2 separate regions of the Homo sapiens genome follow, and region 1 is linked to region 2. A link is a contact called in ENCODE Hi-C or POLR2A ChIA-PET data. All regions are on one chromosome and are shown on one strand. Each heading gives the region's core, a stretch centred on a gene start or an enhancer-like site at or near the end of the contact. The rest is flanking DNA. Distances are from core to core; before and after follow the strand shown. Region 1 overlaps ARHGEF10L (Rho guanine nucleotide exchange factor 10 like). Region 2 has its middle 37 kb from the start of ARHGEF10L.

The links. Hi-C counts contacts between places; a loop is a spot of excess contacts on that map. ChIA-PET counts read pairs that join two places held with the same protein, here RNA polymerase II (POLR2A). Pooled maps may share reads with other maps.
Region 1: a loop to region 2 is called in a map of GM12878, with 3 times the contacts of the local background. The contact joins two enhancer-like sites. A Hi-C loop is called at or near these places in 7 of 168 maps with a recorded cell type or tissue (Calu3, GM11168, GM12878 and 4 more), 2 of 37 single-sample maps with no recorded cell type and 11 of 50 pooled maps. POLR2A ChIA-PET finds 5 or more read pairs at or near these places in 8 of 52 experiments (B cell, H1, HCT116 and 4 more).

Annotation. Positions count from the first base shown.
Region 1 is chr1:17,547,915-17,553,577 of GRCh38, reverse strand. The region is part of intron 1 of ARHGEF10L (Rho guanine nucleotide exchange factor 10 like); the gene reads right to left. Among named protein-coding and RNA genes, the nearest start is that of ARHGEF10L, 11 kb to the right of the region's middle. Within about 2 kb of position 1,596, at least 10 of the 41 ENCODE cell types and tissues checked have a DNase peak (open chromatin) inside an H3K27ac peak, as active enhancers do; they include transverse colon, where a contact is called at or near this core.
Region 2 is chr1:17,500,220-17,505,591 of GRCh38, reverse strand. No RefSeq gene overlaps it. Among named protein-coding and RNA genes, the nearest start is that of ARHGEF10L, 37 kb to the left of the region's middle. Within about 2 kb of position 2,616, at least 11 of the 41 ENCODE cell types and tissues checked have a DNase peak (open chromatin) inside an H3K27ac peak, as active enhancers do; they include transverse colon, where a contact is called at or near this core.

The DNA of each region.
Region 1 (5,663 bases), core at 347-2,846, 49 kb before region 2:
ACTCCAGGGCTCAAGCGACACTCCCACCTCAGCCTCCCAAAGTGCTGGGATTACAGGCATGAGCCACCACCCTCAAACTACAGTGTGTCAAACTATAGAGGGTTCACTGAATTGTTTCCTCATCTCAGTCTCCTCGAGTCCCACAGGCAATAGAGGACAGGAAGTAGAAAAAGGTGGCAAATGTTTGACTCTTACAGATTCCTAGATAGAAACCTGAAATCTTACACTTATGAATTATTAGAATTGGTAGAGATTCTAGATTCTCAATCTACCCATCTCACAGAAGAGGAAACTGAGGCTTAGGGTAAAGGCAGGGGGCAAAGTGAAATGTTGCCCAAGCTCTTCTGGCTGGTCCAAGGAAGAAGTGGGATTAGAACCCAGGCAACTGGCTCCCAGTCCAGTCCCCCTCTGAGGCCCTGGAGGAGTGAAAGGAGCAGAAGGCCAGGAGTCTGGGATGCTGGGGTTCTGGTCCCGGGTCTGCCCCACTTGGCTGAAAGATGATGAGCCAGGGGCTGAGGCCCACTGGAGCTCCAAGTCTTCGTGATAAAACTTAAGGGGTTGTAGGGACTGGGGTGTCCCAAAGTCAAGTGGGCAGAATGCTAGTGCCCCACAGGATCCTATCAAGTGATTTGCCAAGGAAGGGACTCATGCTCAGCTGAACAAAGTTTGAAGGGGGACCACAGGGATTTCAGGGGAGGGCTCCAGAGTTAGAGGGTCAGGTTCAAATTCTGCCATTTACTAGCTGTGTGACCTGGGACAAAATATCTACCCTTTCTGTTCCTTAGCTGTGTCATCTATAAAATGAAGATAATGACCATCCATAGCTCACAAGATGACAAGGGATTGAAACAAGAGGCTGGACACGGTGGCTCACGCCTGTAACCCCAGCACTTTGGGAGGCTGAGGGGAGCAGATTACTGGAGGTCAGGAGTTTGAGACCAGCCTGGCTGATATGGTGAAACCCTGTATCTACTAAAAAAAAAAAAAAAAAAAAAAAAAAAAAAAACGAAAATTAGCCAGCTGTGGTAGCATGCACCTGTAGTCCCAACTACTTGGGAGGCTGAGGCAGGAGAATCACTTGAACCCGGGAAGCAGAGGTTGCAGTGAGCCAAGAACATGCCACTGCACTGCAGCCGGGTGACACAGTGAGATTCTATCTCAAAAGAAAAAAAAAAGATAGATTGAAACAAGATCATGCGTGGTACCTGGCACACTTCAGGCCTACAGTGGACACTGGTTATTACTTCAGTCCTATTGGTCACATTTCATATTATCTCTACAGGCGAGGGAACCAAGACTGCAGAGAGGTGAGACACCTGCCCAAAGTGACAGAGCTCATAGCACAGGGCTCTGGGAAGTGCTCCCCATCTCCCCCTCCCCTCGCCCTCTGCCTGGCATCTGCCCTTCCCAGCAGGGACTGCCTCCCTCACTGGCCTCATGTGACCTGTTAATCAAATCCTGCACCAGCCCCATGGAGTTTTCCCATCACTCATTGGGGAGGAAGCAGATGCCCAGGAAACTGCTTAAATAACCCGTGCAGCTCTGGGAAAGCCCCAGCCCTGGCTCCCAGCAGCAGCCCAGCTCCTCCTGCCCAGAAGCACCAACTGTTCTCTGAGACTGCAAAAAGGCAATGTTTAAAGCCACACGGGGACTGTGGACGGTGACCTTCAACTCAAGCCTCCAGTGAGCCGCTCCCTGGGGTTACTCACCATCCGCTTCCACCCCTGGGACTGTGGTTGTTTTAGTTAGAAGACCAGTCCCAGCCTGGATGACCTGGCACGCTGGGAGACCTCAGGCAAGTTGCTTAACCTCTCTGACTCGGAAATCTTTTTGGAAGAGAAAAATGAGCAGAATTTGGGAAGGAGTAAGGAAGCAGCAGGGTTCAGAGAATGACCTAGGAATCGAGAGCCTTTTAACAGCCTTGAAAGCTCTCCCTGGTAACTCTTCTGTCCCTTGCAGCCCAATCTCTACCCCAAACAAAAAGTTCTAATCCCGTCATCCCCTAGCTTGAAACAGTTGACTGGCTCGCAGGGCCCACAAGATAAAGTACAAGCCCCTAGTACAATGGACAGAGCTCCTGAGCAGCACCCTCCTGCACCCTCCCTGACATGGCCCTGCTATTCCCTCCCCTGAGCCTTGGCACATGCCTGGATGCCTCCTGCTTCCTGACCTAACTCTGCCTTTTCCACTGCTTGGCTTGGACACTCCCCTGGGAAGCCTCCTCGGAGTCCCTCCACCTGCATCAGGCACCGCCCACCCTTCAGCTGTTGCCCATCCACCTCCCTCACCAGATTAAGGGGCGCCACACCTTACTCATCTTGGAATCTCCAGTTCCTTGCCCAGTGCACAGCATTCAGTAGGTGCTTAGTAAATATGTGTTGGGAGGAGAGGAATGCAAGGACAGACAAATGAAAACAAATGAACAAAACCACAAGCTTTGGAATCCTCCTCTGCAACACGGGAATGCCGTGGGCAAACGAGGTGGACTGCCCCCCTTGGTGTGAATCCTCACTCCCTACACAGTCGTGCACCTGCTGGCAGGTGCACTGGGTCACCTCCGGGCCTCTTTCCGCTTCGATAAGGTGAGACGCTTAATAGCACCTGCACCTCACAGACTTATCGTGAGGACCAGGGGCCGATCCTCCCCAGGTGTTTAGTTCAGCACCTGGCACTAAAGGTAAGTTCCTTGCACCCATCTTCCCCTAGCTCCCAGGCTGCCTGCCCTGGCTCCTCCTCCTCCACCAGACTATAAATATAAGAGCTCCCAGAGCTCACCTCCCTGTGGAGGGATCTCTCCTCTGAATTGTCTCTCTGGGTGGTCACACCTGTCCCCTTTATATGTTAAGGATGCCCAAGTTTGCATCTCCAGCCCAGAGGCCCTCACTACCCCCTTGGACTTCTTTGGGGTTTTTTGGCTTTTTTTTTTTCGTTTTTGAGATGGAGTTTCACTCTCGTTGCCCACACTATACTGCAATGGCACAGTCTCAGCTCACTGCAACCTCCACCCTCCTGGGTTCGAGCAATTCTCCTGCCTCAGCCCCTGAGTAGCTGGGATTACAGGCGCCCGCCACCACACCTGGCTAATTTTTGTATTTTCAGTAGAGATGGGGTTTCACCTTGTTGCCCAGGCTGGTCTCAAACTCCCAACCTCAAGTGATCCTCCCGCCTTGGCCTCCCAAAGTGCTGGGATTACAGGCGTGAGCCACTGTGCCCGGCCTACCCCCTTGGACTTCTAACCAGCCTTTCAATGTGAACCTGCCCCAAACCTAACCCTTGGTTTCTCCAAAAGCCATGCTCCTCACTCCCTCTTAACCGTCTCCTTTCATGACACCACCACTCACTCAGAGACTCAAAAGAAGAATCTAGAAGTCATGCTCAGTTCTTCTCTTTCCCTCACCCCTGTGTACAATCCACCAGAAATTCCAGTTGATTCCAGCTGATATATAACCCAAACCCCAGACTTTTCTCCTATTCCACTGCCAAATGGGAACCTTTCCTTGCCTTTCCTCTGGTTCCCAGCTCCACCCCTCCACCCTGGCTCTCTACAGCCAGTTCTCCTCCCAGCAGACATGGGATCTTTTGCAAAGGTAAATCAGTCCCTCCCTGCCCTTGACCCTGCAAATGTTCGTAGTCTTGTTTGCTGGACCATGGGTTATTGGAGCGTAAAACTTCACCATATCTTTGTACCCATCCATCACCCCACAGCACTGAGTCAAGTGCTTCCACATCATAGGCACTTGGTAAATTATTTTTGAATAAATTATTGGAAAAAGGTGAATTTCTTAACAGAGTTTTTACTAGCTGGAATCTTGGAACTATATTTCATTAGTAAAGGTATTTATGGGAAGTGGAAAACAAACCTCCGATGGTTTCCTTTTGCACCTAGAGTAACAGTCCTAACTAACATGGCCTCTTCCACACCCTCCTAAACAGGCCAAGTTCATCTGGCCTCAGGGCTTTTGCATTTGCTGTAGCTCCTACCCGGAATACTTTTCCCTCAGATCCTTGCAGGGGGAGCTCCTGCTTGTCATTCAGGTCTGGCTTAAATGTCTCTCTTCAGAGAGGCCTCCCTGACCACCTGCAGCTAACGAATCCTGTACCCCCACCCCCACATACACCCTCTCTACCCCTCATCCCCAGTTATCACCATCCACCAGTCTGTTTCCTTCACAGGACTTAATGCATAACATGTGGTTACTTTATAAATTTGATGTGTTTGATTTTTGTCTCCTCCACCATCATATAAGACTCACGAGGCTGGGCACCGTGGCTCACACCTGTAATCCCAGCACTTTGGGAGGCTGAGGTGGGAGAATCACTTGAGGTCAGGAGTTCGAGACCAGCCTGGCCAACATAGTGAAACCCCATCTCTACTAAAAATACAAAACTTAGCCAGGTATAGTGGCAGGCGCCTGTAATCCCATCTACTCAGGAGGCTGAGGCTGGAGAATCGCTCGAACCCAGGATGCAGAGGATGCAGTGAGCCAAGATCATGCCATCACACTCCAGCCGGGGTGACAGAGCAACACTCCATCTCAAAAACAAAAACAAAAACAAAACCACCAGGGCAAGGTTAATGTCAGCTTACTCACTGTTGTAACTGAAAAGGATCAGAATATGCCATCCCAGGGCCAGAAGTGGTGGTTCACACCTATAGTCCCAGCACTTTGGGAGGCTGAGGCAGGAGAATCATTTGAGGTCAGGAGTTCAAGACCAGCCTGGCCAACATGGTGAAACCCTGTCTCTACTAAAAATACAAAAATTAGCTGAGTGTGGTGGTGCGCACCTGTAATCCCATCTACTCAGGAGGCTGAGGCTGGAGAATTGCTTGAACCCAGGAGGCAGAGGATGCAGTGAGCCAAGACCATTGCACTCCAGCCTGGGCAACAGAGCAAGATGCTGTCTCAAAAAAAAAAAAAAAAAAAAAAAAAGAATTATTTTGAGCTCAAGGTACTTGAGCAGCAGCCAATACAGGAAGAGCTCTTTGCCTCCCCTTTTCTGCCTAAAAGCAGGGCACACATTTCCCTTTGTAAAGGTGACATAAATTTCCATTTGCAAAGGTGTACCCCTCTACCTTACTTTATCTGCATAACAAACCTTACTAAACCACCCTTATCTACCATACATTTCCTAGTCACTTTCCTGAAATTTACTGACCCCTAAGAGTCCAATACTTTTCTTTTGTCTCCTCACTTCTCCACAATTTATCGCCCTTTGTTAAAATGTTACGTAAGCTCCTGGGTCTAACTGCCTCTTTGGATTTTCATTTCTTTTCTATGGAGACCCCTTACAGTAAAAAAATACATATATATAGTAACATTAAATAAAATCTATATGCCTTTTCTCCTATTAATCTGTCTTTTGTCAGTTTAATTCATAGGCTCTATCACAGAACCTAACAGGGTAGAAGAAAAGATATTCCTCCCCTACATGACAAAAGCCAACATTACTAAGCTTTGACCTGGGCCACGCAATATCATGAGCATCCTACCTGCCCTTTCTTGTCAAATCTCCATGCCTTATGACACAGCTACTAGTGTTATCCCTATTCCACAGATGAGAAAACAGATAAGAGAAGGGTCAAGTGAGTTGCCCAAGGCCCAACATAGAAAGAGCCCCAGCAGGGAGCAGGGTACCCCTCTACTCCCAGCGTCTACTCCCAG
Region 2 (5,372 bases), core at 1,367-3,866:
AGACAAAACAAAACAATATTGCTTCTTTTTATTTTCACTTTACTACTCTCCCAACTTGAGGACTCAAGCAGAAAGCAATACCTAACACTCATTCACTGCTCATATGAAGTTGTAAATGTTGTTCACCAAATACTTCCAGCTGTCCCCTTCTAGAAAGAAGGATGGGCCCTTTGGGTGGGTGGGGCCGATGAGTCCTGAACTCCCTCCTGAGCTTCTCTTTTCTCTCTGGGGCAGTGGCCAGAAAAGTGCTGAGATGAAGAACGTCACCAGCCCTGGACTCTACGTGACCATAATGCTCACAGCTCCTGGTCCACCTACTGCAGACATGTAACAAGGGCAAGAAATAGACGCTTGCTGTTTTGTTGTTGTTGTTGCTTGAGATGGAGTCTCACTCTGTTGCCCAGGCTGGAATGCAATGGCACGATCTCGGCTCACTGCAACCTCTGCTCCTGGATTCAAGCAATTCTCCTGACTCAGCCTCCCGAGTAGCTGGAACTACAGGCGCCCGCCACCATGCCTGGCTAATTTTTTTGTGCATGTGTGTATTTTTAGTAGAGTCGGGGTTTCACCGTGTTAGCAAGGATGGTCTTGATCTCCTGACCTTATGATCTGCCCACCTCGGCCTCTCAAAGTGCTGAGATTACAGGCATGAGCCACCCCGCCCAGACTTTTTTTTTTTTTTTTTGAAACGGAGTCTTGCTCTGTCGCCCAGGCTGGAGTGCAGTGGCACGATCTCGGCTCACTGCAACCTCCGCCTCCTGGGTTCAAGCGATTCTCCTGCCTCAGCCTCCCTAGTAACTGAGATTGCAGGCGCGTGCCACCATGCCCAGATAATTTTTGTATTTTTATTTTTTTCCAAGACGGAGTCTTGCTCTGTCACCCAGGCTTGAGTGCAGTGGCCTGATCTCGGCTCACTGCAACCTCTGTCTCCTGGGTTCAAGCAATTCTCCTGCCTCAGCCGCCCGAGTAGCTGGGATTACAGGTGCCTGCCAACATACCTGGCTAATTTTTGTATTTTTAGTAGAGACGGAGTTTAACCCATGTTGGCCAGGCTGGTCTCAAACTGCTGACCTCGTGATCTGCCCACCTCTGCCTCCCAAAGTGCTGGGATTATAGGCGTGAGCCACTGTGCCCAGCTAATTTTTGTATTTTTATTAGAGATGGAGTTTTACCATATTGGCCAGGCTAGTCTCGAACTCCTGACCTCGTGATTTGCCCGCCTCCGCCTCCCAAAGTTCTGGGATTACAGGTGTGAGCCACCGGACCTGGCCGACCTTTGCTGTTTAAAGTCACTAATATTTGGGATTGCTAATTTTTTTTTTTTTTTTTTGAGATGGAGTCTTGCTCTGTCACACAGGCTGGAGTGTAGTGGCATGATCTTGGCTCACTGAAGCCCCCGCCTCCCGAGTTCCAGCGATTCTCCTGCCTCAGCTCCCCAGGTAGCTGGGACTACAGGCGAGCACCACTACTCGCGGCTAATTTTTGTATTTTTAGTACAGACAGGGTTTCACCATGTTGGCCAGGCTGGTCTCAAACTCCTGATCTCAGGTGATCCACCTGCCTCAGCCTCCCAAAGTGCTGGGATTACAGGCATGAGCCACTGGGCGCAGCCTAGGGTTGCTAATTATGGCAGCACCACCAGGCCCGTTCCAGCTGATATTCTCCATGTCAGACACTGTGAGAAGAATCTTATGAACATTTAATTTATTCCTCATATTGCTTCTCTGGGACAGAGACTACTATCATATAGCGTTACCTGTTTCACAGATAAAGAAATTGAGGCGGCCGGGCGCGGTGGCTCACGCCTGTAATCCCAGCACTTTGGGAGGCCGAGGCGGGTGGATCACGAGGTCAGGAGATCGAGACCATCCTGACTAACACAGTGAAACCCCGTCTCTACTAAAAATGCAAAAAAATTAGCCAGGCGTGGTGGCAGGCGCCTGTAGTCCCAGCTACTAGGGAGGCTGAGGCAGGAGAATGGCATGAACCTGGGAGTCAGAGCTTGCAGTGAGCGGAGATCATGCCACTGCACTCCAGCCTGGGCAACAAAGCAAGACTCCATCTCAAAAAAAAAAAAAAAAAGAAAAGAAATTGAGGCTCACAGAGTATGCAAATGGACCATGACCATTTCACTATAATTGGCCATATCAGTTAATTGTTGCTGCATAATAAACTAATCTAAATGGAATGACTTATAAAATGATAAGCCTCTATTACAGTTCAGGATCTGCAGGTTCGCCGTGTGGTTTTGCTGGCCAGGGTTGAGCTAGGTTGAACTCAACTGGACTTGGCTTTCTCAGGAGTCTGCTGTCAGCTGGCAGGCCTGATGGGGACAGGCTGGTCTAGGATGGCCTTGCTTGGGACACTCTCCTCCTCATGGTCTCTCATCCCCCTGCACTCTAACCCAGGCTCATATCACACCAAGGTCCGAGAGAGAGAATGTGGAAGTGGGCAAGACCTCTTGAGGGCCTGGCTTGGAAGCCACAAGTCCTCACTTCCATCACTTCGTATTGGTCCAAAAGAAGTGGAAAAATATGCCTCAACAATGGGAGAAATGAAGCATGGTGGCTATTTTTGACACGCACACAGTGGTTGGCTCAGGACTGGAACACAGACCCGTCACTTCACTATTATGTCATCCTGACCCTACTTCCAGCTCAAATTGCCAACAGGCACCTTGTTGAGGATGGAACTTGCACTTCTTCCCTTTCCAGCTCAGGCCCATAAACATTCTTCTGAGGATGAGTTACCCCACGGAGAGCTTCAGAGGCACAACTTTTTTACTTATTTATACCTATTTGCCTGGCCACCCATGCATTTATGAGATTCCTATTGCAGGAATTAAATTCACAGCACAGGCAGCTGGGGCACAGGCAAGACATCACAGAAAGGAAAGCAAGTACGAGGAGGCCTTGGATCACATGGCTTGGCAGGGGCCCAGTCCCCAAGGGCCCAGTCATGAGTATCATGGATCATTCCCATTTATAATGCTGTCCTCACGAAACCATCTCCGCAGAAATCGGTCGAAGAAGGCAGCAGCTGCAGCCCCAAGGACTGGGAAACCACAGAGGGTTCTTCGATGCGCATGGCGCCCCCTGGCGTCGTGCACTGAGCAGCACCTCCAGGACTGCGGGGACTGTATGAAGGGCATGATCCTGTGCCCCTTACCCCGCCCCATAGGCAGCCTCTGGGCTTGCAGGTGTGGACCTTGAACCAGTCACTCAGTGTTCTGGAGCCTCAGTTTTCTTGTCCACTAATCAGGATTATGATGCTACCTCTCATCCTGGCTCCGAGGAATCAATGAAATAAAAGGTTAGAGCCTGGTGGTGGCCACAGAGCATCTTTTCCTCCATCCAGAGGTCAGTAGCTCCACCTCCCCAATCAGAAACAGAAACATAGCCAGGTGCGGTGGCTCACGCCTGTAATCCCAGCACTTTGGGAGGCTGAGGCAGGAGGATCACAAGGTCAGGAGTTCGAGACCAGCCTGACCAACATGGTGAAACCCTGTCTCTACTAAAAATACAAAAATTAGCCAGGCATGGTGGTGGGAGCCTGTAATCCCAGCTACTTGAGAGGCTGAGGCAGGAGAATCGCTTGAACCCAGGAGGTGGAGGTTACAGTGAGCCGAGATCGTGCCACTGCACTCCAGCCTGGGCAACAGAGCAAGACTGTGTCTCCAAAAAAAAAAAAAAAAAGAGGAAGAAAGAAACAGAAATATGAATGCCAACCAATGTGGAACTCAGGGTCAACCCTCACCATTAGTCTCAGGGTGCTCACCTGGACAATATACTCTTGTATTGCTCAAGTAAAAATCACATAGAAACCCTGCAGGAGATAAAAGATTTCTTTGTTTTGTGTGTGTGTGTGTGTGTTGTGTGTGTGTGTGTGTGTGTGTGTTTGAGACAAAGTCCCTTTGTCACCCAGGCTACCCAGGCTGGAGTGCAGTGGCGTGATCTCAGCTCACTGCAACCTCCACCTCTCAGGTTCAAGCAATTCTCCTGCCTCAGCCTCGATCCACCTGCCTCGGCCTCCCAAAGTGCTAGGATTACAGGCATGAGCCACTGAGCCCAGCTGAGAAGATTTCTTTTCCTCACCCATCACTAGGTTCTTGGCTGAGCCACCTGTAACAAAAAACAAATTAAGAGAAAAGCATAGTGATGTGTTTAATATAAGTCCTACATGCCACGGGAGGCTTCAAAAATGAAAACCAAAAGAAACAGGGAAACTTCCCAGCTAGAGCAATCAGGCAAGAGAAAGAAAGAAAGAGCATCCAAATTGGAAAAGAAGAAGTCTAGCTCTGTTTGCCGATGATATAATCACCCACCTACAAAACCCTAAAGACTCCTCCAAAAGACTTCTAGATTTGTAAACTAATTCAGTAAAGTCTCAGGTTACAAAATAAATGTACACAAATCAATAGCACTGCTATACACCAACAACGACCAAGCTGAGAATCAACTCAAGAATTCTATCCCTTCTACAATAGCTGTAAAAACAAAGTAAAATACCTAACAAAATATTCTTTTTTTTTTTTTTAATAAAGATAGGGGTCTCACTATGTTGACCAGGCTGGTCTCGAACTCCTGGCCTCGAGTGATCCTCCCATCTCACCTCCGAAAGTGCTGGGATTACAGGCATGAGACACCATGCCTGGCCTCTTAGGATTATTCTTAACCAAGCATGTGAAAACTCTTTCTGGCTGGGCATGGTGGCTCACACCTGTAATTCCAGCACTTTGGGAGGCCAAGGCAAGTGGATCACTTGAGGTCAGGAGTTCAAGACCAGCCTGGCCAACATGGCGAGACTCTGTCTCTACTAAAAAAATTGAAAAATTAGCCAGGCGTGGTGGCACACGTCTGTAGTCCCAGCTACTCGGGAGGCTGAGGCACAAGAATCGTTTGAACCCAAGAGGTGGAGGTTGCAGTGAGCCGAGATTGTGCCACCACTGCCCTACAGCCTGGGTAACACAGCAAGACTCTGTCTCAAAAAAAAAAAAAAAAAAAGAAAGAAAGATCTAAGGAGATCTACAGAACACTGCTGAAATAAGTCATAGATGACACAAGCAAATGAAAATACATCCCATGCTCATGGATTAGAAGAATCAATATCATGTAAATGACCATACTTCCCAAAGTCATCCACCGATTCAATGCAATTCCTATCAAAATACCAACATCATTTTTCACACAATTAGAAAAAACAAGGGGCTGGGCATGGTGGCTCACGCCTGTAATGCCAGGACTTCGGGTGGCCGAGTTGGGTGGATCACGAGGTCAAGAGGTCAAGACCATCCTGGCCAACATGGTGAAACCCCGTCTCTACTAAAAATACAAAAAATTAGCCGGGCGTGGTGGCAGGCACCTGTAGTCCCA